Linked DNA regions of Homo sapiens: region 2 is linked to region 1. A link is a contact called in ENCODE Hi-C or POLR2A ChIA-PET data. All regions are on one chromosome and are shown on one strand. The core of a region is the stretch at or near the end of the contact, and the rest is flanking DNA. Distances in the headings are between cores, read along the strand shown. Region 1 holds the start of EMSY-DT (EMSY divergent transcript). Region 2 holds the start of CLNS1A (chloride nucleotide-sensitive channel 1A).

Region 1 (4,555 bases), core at 281-2,780:
ATTTACTTATGTGTGACTTTAGGCAAGCTATTTTGCTTCTTTCCTAGACTTTAGTTGCCTCCTTTGTAATTAGAGATAATAAAAGTTTCCACCTCATAAAGTTGTTCTAAGGACTGAATTACTATGTAAAATGCTTAGACCAGTATGTGGCACTTAGTAAGCACAAGGATTGACTATAATAATTCATCACTCATATGCTACTTCTTAAGGTCAGAGTCAGTTTTATAAGCCCCTTGTCTTTCGATTTGTACTCCATTGTAGAGGAGTAGACATTCATTGTCATTTTGACATTCACTGTAGAGGAAAGGACATTTGGAGGTCAGAAGACCTGGGATTACAAAGCCTAGCTCTCTTCCAATTCCTAGCTCCGTGAAATTTGGTGAGTCCTTGGTACATCTATGTTTTTCTCATTCATAGTATGAAAGACCTTAATCGTACCTGTCACACTGAAATGTTGCGAGGCTCAAATCAAATAATATATGTTAAAGTACAAAAATCCTCTATGAAGATTTCACTTACTATCTTTCCAAGAGTTCTTAAGCAACTGGATGCATAGGAAGGTCAGGGAGACAGCGGAGGGAGGGCCTGGTGATTAATATGTTCCACTTTACGATTTTCTGAAGGTGTAGGTTGGGTTTCAACAACAGTGACTTTCCTAGACCTCGGAGGGTATTTTTAGCTAATGGGCAAATAGTAGTAGGAAACTTAAATGCTGTTATTTACCTTCTCTTCCTAACCTACAGTTCCACTCAAGAACATGAAGAGTCTCATACGTTTGTATAGTGGTTCACAACTTACAACGTTTACGTGGTGCATCACAAGATCCCTATAGGGTAGTATTAACCCAATTTTTCAAGAAGGAAACTATGTCTGGAAATTGTAGAATGCACATTAAAAACTCTTTCTGACGAGCGTTTCTACCGGATCCGATGTTACCCAAAGTACAAAATTTAAAGAGGGAAGTCAATCACAAGATTTCATTGAATCTTCAGTATCAGGCAACTGGCTTCTATTTTATGGCCGCAAATAACTATATATTGGGCCCCTTTTCTCACCTGTAAAATAGGAACGAAAAGACCTTCTCCACAAATAAGATGAAATAAGAACAAAGGCTGAGGGTGAACCTACCACGTCGTAGGGCCTCAAATAAATTCCTTCTCCTTCTTGCCCTTGACAGAGATAGCACGAGATATCACTACCATTCCCACTTCACACGTGGAGGAAATCCAACGCGAGAACGCTCGGATTTCCCCTTCTTTACTTGCAACAACTCCGTAACCCGCAAATCGGCTACGGACAACTGCGATGTCCACTATGTTAGTTCTCGTAGCGTGGATTCTCTCTCCTCAAGATGCCATCTGGGGGGCTAGAGGCCACTAATAATTGCCCTCACGATCGAAGAAACTCGATCCTAATCCTCGACGGCACTTCAGGAACAAAGCTGCTCTCCCATCGTCCCTAACCTCACTACCGTAAAGGTCGCAGCAGAGCCCCTGCTCCAACCGCTAGCGCCATCTTGGCCGCTACGTGTGACGCCACACGTAGCAGAGAGCGCAGCCGATTGGCTGGGAGACGGCAGCCCAGGAGAGGCGCGCGAAGCCAGAGACAGGAGGGTATGCAGGAGAAACCAAGGGAACTACAATCCCGGCCTTCCTTGCGCGTACGACAGCAAACCTGGAGCGAAAGAGGTTGGAGTTTGGATTCGGACCACAACTCCCAGCACCCTCCGCGATGTCTGTCCTTTTCTTTCATAACGCGGAGGAAAAGAAGGACAAGATGAATGGAGGCCTTTTGGTGTTTGTTCTCCGAAAGGCGGGAAAAGCGAACTACACCTCCCGACTGGCCGCGCGCGGCTGCGCCTGCGCCCTGTTACCTGTCGCCATCTTGCCCCTTCAGAGGCACCGCAAACAAACCCAATTCCTGGTGTCCCCTAGTCTTGGCGGAGGAGCCTTTTAGATGAGCCCCGAAAGGCCGGGCAGGTGGGTGACTCTCAGGCAGGGTCCTGGGAAGAGCTGGCAGGCCAGCCAGGCTAGAGGAGCGCCGGGCCAAGCATTCGGAGCCCGGCTTGGGGCTCCCAGCCCCATCCTCCGTTGTTTCCTAACGGGATCGTGGGGCTCCCCGGGGTGGACTCAGGGGGACTCTGGCTGGCCTGGTGCTGGGACTCTGGGGGTTTAGCTCTGGGAGACTCCCGGTGAGTCCAGGTCGTCTGGCTGGGTATCCGCTGGCTTACTCTCTCTCGGTTGTCCTCTCCGCTGGGGAGGGAGTGAGGCGCGGGTGCCGGCCGGGACCCCTGACAACAGCTACTGGCCCAGAGGGGCTTGGGTCGTGGACTTGACATTGGGACCGGCGCCGAGAGGTCCGGGTGAGGAGCCTGGGCTGGCTGCTCTTGTTGTGGTGCTGCTAGGGAGTGCGTGTTTGGAGAGGGGGCGGGGCGGGCTTGTCTCCTTGACACTTGAGTGGGGAAGGATCCTACAAGATCCTGGTTCCCCGAGCGGGCTCCGGAAACTACTGCCCGGGTTTCCGATGCGTTGCGGCCCCGCTCTGGGGTCCCCTGGCTAGGACGCGCCGGGATGCCGTGACGTGGTGCTCGGTTCGAGCAGTCGCCGGCCGCCTCCAAGATCCTGTCGGGAGGCGGGGACTGGCTTGTGGAGGGAGAGGATTCCTTTGGCTCTGCCCCTTCTTCCTCCTCCCCACCCCTTTTCTTTATGTCATACTGCCGGCTGGGGCGCGCAGTCCAGTTCTTCTTGCCTTGGGTTTGTTCTGAGCTGAGAGGACTATGGGAAGTAGGGGGAGGGGGGCTCACCTCGGGACACAGAGTTGGAGTTAGCAGCCCCAGCGCCTGGAACGGGATATAGCAGTTATTTCGGTTCGGTGTCTGACTTCTAGGCTAGACAGTGAGCTCGTTCATTCATTCATTCATCCATTCGTTTTGCTCAGTCGCGTCAACCATTCACTTACCCATTTAACAAATACTTAGAGCGGCTCTACTCTGTGCTAAGCAGGTATTGCGCGTGCCCCCAGAGCCGTGTCTTTTTGTCTTTTACACTAGGAAATTCCCAGTTCTAAGTAAGTTCCTGGCAGCTCAACTGTTGGTAAATGGCTGTTTAATAACTACAGGATCAAAATTCATATTCCATTAAGACTTGAGAGAGTATATATATATGTGTGTGTGTGTATATATATATGTATATATATATGTGTATATATATATATGTATGTATCGTTCCAATTTTAGTATATGTGTTGCTGAAGCGAGCACGAGGAGTTATTTATTAAGTTTCTTTAACTTGCTAGGAGCTTTACAAATTTTATCTCATGTAATTCATAAATGAGGAAGCTGACAGGAGTCAACTTGCCCCAGGTTGGTAGTACCACCTGTTTATTAAATGAAATGCCAGCCACTATGAAAGAACTTTATATATAGTGTTCTTTAATACGCGTAACAAACTGGGTGGTATTACCTCTGTTTTATAGATGTGTAAAGCTTAGGCTTAACCAGTAAGTTGAAAAGTTGGGACTAGAAACCTAGAGGTGTCTGGCTCTAAAGCCTGTGTTCTTTCCACTGTGATAGTTCAAATGACTTAATTCTTGATTTCTCAAAAGTTGGAAAGTGTGGTGGTGAGAAAGGATTGTAAAATAGTAATATCTTTTTGGTTTACTTCTTAGCCTGTGACTGGATCTCCAGGTGAGTGGCCCCTTGAATGTACTTTGGTACTTTGGTAATTTGACTTTTTTTTTTTGTTCTGGTAGGGAGGACAAGCTCTTTGGGGCTACCAAACAGAAGCAGCAATGCCTGTTGTGTGGCCAACCCTTCTGGATCTCAGCAGGGATGAATGCAAAAGAATTCTTCGAAAATTGGGTATGACGTTCATTGTTTGTTTTTTACCTCTCTCTGATACCTTTTTTCCCTTTCTGCCTAGGTCATAGCTGTTTGCATGGATGTCATATCTCACGCTACATCAGAAATTCTTTGGAGATACAGTTCCCATCTTACTCATTGTTGTTTCCCTCAGTGCCTAACATAGTGCTTTGTAAATAGTAGGTGTGTGAATTGTAATAATACTAGTAGCTAAGATTTATTGAGGGCTACTTGGCTATTCTGAGTCTTTTTTATACAACATCTAATTTAAATATTTTAAGAATTAGCTTTGTCCTTTGAAAGCCTAAAAGGTAGGTGTTTTTTGTTTGTTTGTTTTGTCTCGTCTCCATTTTACAGATGAAGCTTAGAAGCCAAGGTAATGGTGATAGACATGGAGTCAGTATTTGAACCAGGGAGTATGCTTTCAGTCTCACTTTAACATACTCTTAACCTTCATGATTGTATGTGTCAATTACATACTATTTCTGAATTCTAAGTTGATGTAAGCCATGCTCACTTTTTCAAATTATATTTTACTATCAATAATAAAACACATTTTATGCTTGTAATTTATTATTTAGTGTTTCTTTTCCCTTACAGCAGCCTTTCTCAACCAGCATTGAGGGAAAGAATTAAACCCTAATGCTAAGGTATCCATTGTATGTAAAGAACTAACTTCGCCCTGTGCATCTAGAG
Region 2 (4,524 bases), core at 518-3,017, 1.2 Mb after region 1:
CATCTCTCTTTAATACCACTTTCCCAAGATACACATTCTTTTTTTATTTTTATTTTTTTTTTGAGACAGGGTCTCACTCTGTCATGCAGGCTGGAGTGCAGGGGCACAATCACGGCTCACCGCAGCCTCGACCTCCTGGGCTCAGGTGATCCTCCCACCTCAGTTTCCTGAGTAGCTAGGACTACAGGCCGCCACCATGCCTGGCTAATTTTTGTATTTTTTGTAGAGACTGGGTTTCGCCATGCTGCCCAGGCTGATCTCAAACTCCTGGGCTCAAGCGATCTGCCTGCCTCAGCCTCCCAAAGTGCTGGGATTACAGGTGTGAGCCACCGCGCCCGGCCCAACACGGTCATATGTACAACTACTCCACACATGTCCTGACCAAACTCATTATCTGCCTCTCACCTCAATCTTGCTTTTCCTCCCATCCATATGTCCTATCTCAGTTTCTGGCCTGAAGCCTAAACCTTGTTCAATGTCTAAATTTCCCTTTAAAGCAGAGGTTCTTTACAGTTTTTGTGCTCTGGATTCTGTAGTAGGCAGAATTTTGGCCCCACGACCTTCACTTTCTGGTGTCATGCGGGTGAATATGTTATATTACACAGCAAAAGGGACTTCACAAACGTAATTAAGGTTACCAGTCGACAGTAACATAGGGAGATTATCCTGGATTTTACAGGTGGTTCCAAAGTAATCACATGAGCTCTTAAAAGTAGAGAATTTTCTCTGGCTGTAGACAAGTGATGGAGCAAAAGGGGAAGCAACACATATCTGAAGGGCAGGAAAGATTCGATGTGTCATTACAGGCTTCAAAATAAAGAAAACTGCATGTCAAGGAAACAGGGACCTCTGTTCTACAACCACAATATTTACGGTAGATCTATCTGACTGTCAAAATACCAAAGTGCTCCACGTGGCCAAATAAAAGGGCAATTCCTTCCAGGACCCCAAAACGGGAGTCTGGTCCCTCTGCATATGACCCCTGTCTGTGTCGAGTTAAGGGTGTTCCTCTCCTTACTATACCTACAGAAGAAAATCTTTATTGTGTAACCAAACTTTAAAAGTCCTCCACAGTCGGCTCTGAAACTACGTATCCCAGAGAGGGGAACATCTCCTGCATCTGTTCATCCGGAAAGACAGGCACACTTCAGACCCTTAAAACCAGACCGTGCGTTAAGGGCAACGCACGCGCCAGACCTCCAGTAAATAGGCGAGTTAAAAAAAAAAAAAAAAGAAAATAAAAGAAAGAAAGAAAGAAAAGAAGAAGAAAGAAAGAGAGAAAGAGACAGAGAAAGAGAAAGAGGAAAAAAAGAAAAAAAAAAAAAAAAAGCACAATCCATAAGGGGAAATTCCGGCCGGAGAAAACAGAGAATGGAAGACTCCGGAGGAGTACTAGAAAAATCGAGCCTTCCACCCGCTACAGGTATCCCTGAGGCGTCGGGCACGAGACCCCGCTCCCAGCAGGCCTCCAGGCCGCCCCTTGCCCGGCTCCTTCGCACCGCCTGCTCCAGCAAGGAGGAGGGCGGCGCGCAGGAGGCCAGCGCTGGGGACCAGGAACCCTACCTCTCAGCGATGTAAAGGGTACCAGTGCCGAGGCCCTTCCCGTTCAGCACAGCCTCAGTGTCTGGCTGCTGCCGCAGGAGCCCCTCCGCTGGCCCAGGCGGCGGGAAACTTTTGAGGAAGCTCATAGCAGCAGAGTGCGGCAACACAGGCCCTGAGGGAGTTGGAGCACAGCAATGCGTGCACCACACCGCCCGCCCTGGAAGAGGCAGTCACCCCGGAAGAACAACTTAGTCTGCCCCGGAATCTGAACGCCGTCGACCATAGAGATGAGACATTCTAGGAAAAGCGGCGGAGGTCGGCTAAGAACGTGTGGAGTTTGACCGCGCAACACCCTTCCCCTTCTTCCTCGCCATTTCTGAGGCTTTGGGCTTCAATAACTGAGGGTTCTGTGGGAAGTCCCTCAGGATTGTCACAGTGAAACCACCACTGCAAAATTATAACTGAGACACTGAAAGCGATCTGACCTACCCAAATCCATGTTGTTTCTAACCTCCAAACTGTCCTTGTTCATTGCTGGATATAGGCTGAACTAACTTTGGGAGGAACTTAGTTTACAGTTTGAAGTTTAAAACAAAGATGATGACAGCCTTTTCCCAAAACAAACTTCCTTCTTGCCTGGGGACTGGACTGCCTTTGTAGGACTAACAAATCAGCCACAAGATTAGAAATTATGGTTTAGATTAGAAATTACAGCTGCAAGCTACAAGATTCTGACCCTCCCTAAACTGCACCTAAGATCGGTGCTTGAGATATGTTGCAGACCCTGCACTTGATGGATCAGCTGGCACCACCAGATGGATAAACTGGCTATGTGATCTTGTGCCCCCTCCCCACCAACCCAGGAACTGACTCAGCGCAAGAGGACAGCTTCAACTCCCTGTGACTTCATCTCCCACCCAACCAATCAGCACTCTTGACTCACTGGCCTTCCCCAACCTGCCAAATTATCCTTAAAAACTTGGATCCCTGGCTGGGCGCGGTGGCTCACGCCTGTAATCCCAGCACTTTGGGAGGCCGAGGCGGGCGGATCACGAGGTCAGGAGATCAAGACCATTCTGGCTAACATGGTGAAACCCCGTCTCTACTAAAAATACAAAAAAATTAGCCGGGTGTGGTGGCAGGCGCCTGTGGTCCCAGCTACTGGGGAGGCTGAGGCAGGAGAATGGCGTGAACCCGGGAGGCAGAGCTTGCAGTGAGCCGAGATAGCGCCACTGCACTCCAGCCTGGGCGACAGAGCGAGACCCCGTCTCAAAAAAAAAAAAAAAACAACAAAAAACAAAAAACAAAAAAACTTTGATCCCTGAATGCTCTGGGAAACTGATTTGAGTAAAAATAAAACTCTAGGCCGGGTGCAGTGGCTCATGCTTGTAATCCCAGCACTTTGGGAGGCCGAGGCGGGCAGATCACGAGGACAGGAGATCGAGACCAGCCTGGCTAACACGGTGAAACCCCGTCTCGACTAAAAATACAAAAACAAAATTAGCCGGGCGTGGTGGCAGGTGCCTGTAGTCCCAGCTACTCGGGAGGTTGAAGCGGGAGAATGGCGTGAACCCGAGAGGCGGAGCTTGCAGTGAGCCGAGGTCGCGCCTTGGCACTCCAGCCTGGGCGACAGAGAGAGACTCCGTCTCAAAACAACAACAACAAACTCTAGTCTCCTGCACAGCAGCTCTGCGTGAATTACTGTTTTTCTGTTACAATTTCCATCTTGATAAATCAGCTCTGTCTAGGCAACAGGCAAGGTGAACCCATTGGGCCATTACAGCAGCAACCCTGTTACAACCCTGTAACCCAGTTACATACAACCCTGTTGTAACTGCCCAATGGGATCACCGTGCCTGCTGCTTAGACAGAGCCTATTTATCAAGACAGGGGAATTGCAATAGAGAAAGAGTAATACACCGGTGGCAATGGCTCACGCCTGTAATCCCAGCATTTTGGAGGCCGAGGCGGACGGATCACCTGACGTCGGGAATTCGAGACCAGCCTGACCAACATGGAGAAACCCCGTCTCTACTAAAAATGCACAATTAGCCTGGCGTGGTGGCGCATGCCTGTAATCCTAGCTACTCGGGAGGCTGAGGCAGGAGAATTGCTTGAACCCGGGAGGCGGAGGTTGCGGTGAGCCGAGATCACGCCATTGCACTCCAGCCTGGGCAACAAGAGCGAAACACTGTCTCAAAAAAAAAAAAAAAAAAAAAAAAAAACAAAGAGAGAAAGACTAATACATGGAGTCCCTTGCCAAAGGATGCATAGGACATAGAGACCACTCATCTGGAGCTCAGAAGTCTCCCAACTCGGTTATGATGTTCTGATCTGGCCACCCCGTCCCCATCTCCTGGGACTGTTCACATCTCAGGTATACACAACCAAGTAGCATACATCAATCTAGGTCCTTATACTGCCCTAGTGCACAAGCCACGTCCCCACGTGTCAGGTGGGCAGATAAGTATAAAGGGTTAATAAGGGCAGGGTGAAGAGCTAGCTACATCAGTAAGGAGCTGGGGCACTGACTGGAAAGGAATTAATCCACCAAAATTGCAATTGATGTTTTGTTTCTTCGTTAGGCACTAAAGAGTATAGTAGTAATAGGAAGAAAGACTTCCAAAATCGTCATAATGGTAGCTAAAGTTAACGAGTGTTCTGTGCCAGGCTCTCTTCCAGGCACTTTACCTGCACTTTGCTTGCATCATCTCTTCATTTACTCTTTGCAAGTTTGTGAAGTTACTATTATTGACCCACTTTACAGATGAGAGACCTGAGGCATTAAACTCAAGAGCAATAATTTGGCCATGAGAGAACAAGTGAAATTCAAGTAAATCCCCTTGTAAACTCAGTATGGTAATACCTTTGCAGTAGGACTGCTGAGGCTGGAGGACAGGATGTGTGGGGTAGTTTTGTTTCTATCTTCTCAACAGTTAGGCTGGCATTAAATTTTTAACGTGTTTGAGATCAGCCTGGGCA

The links. Hi-C counts contacts between places; a loop is a spot of excess contacts on that map. ChIA-PET counts read pairs that join two places held with the same protein, here RNA polymerase II (POLR2A). Pooled maps may share reads with other maps.
Region 2: a loop to region 1 is called in a map of CD8-positive, alpha-beta T cell, with 5 times the contacts of the local background. The contact joins the promoter of CLNS1A here to the promoter of EMSY-DT in region 1. A Hi-C loop is called at or near these places in 1 of 168 maps with a recorded cell type or tissue (CD8-positive, alpha-beta T cell) and 9 of 50 pooled maps. POLR2A ChIA-PET finds 5 or more read pairs at or near these places in 1 of 52 experiments (MCF 10A).

What each region holds. Positions count from the first base shown.
Region 1 is chr11:76,443,150-76,447,704 of GRCh38, forward strand. It overlaps EMSY-DT (EMSY divergent transcript), which reads right to left and starts at 1,531. Exons shown (of 2, transcript NR_186348.1): 1 at 1,129-1,531. It overlaps EMSY (EMSY transcriptional repressor, BRCA2 interacting), which reads left to right and starts at 1,869. Exons shown (of 22, transcript NM_001300942.2): 1 at 1,869-1,979; 2 at 3,751-3,859. The coding sequence starts at 3,790. RefSeq lists enhancers at 874-1,509, 1,510-2,146, 1,847-2,076, 2,277-2,326, 2,367-2,436 and 1 more.
Region 2 is chr11:77,636,027-77,640,550 of GRCh38, forward strand. It overlaps CLNS1A (chloride nucleotide-sensitive channel 1A), which reads right to left and starts at 1,768. Exons shown (of 7, transcript NM_001293.3): 1 at 1,564-1,768. The coding sequence starts at 1,688. It overlaps LOC107984369 (a long non-coding RNA gene), which reads left to right and starts at 3,782. Exons shown (of 3, transcript XR_001748072.1): 1 at 3,782-3,919. RefSeq lists enhancers at 1,496-2,015, 1,670-1,909.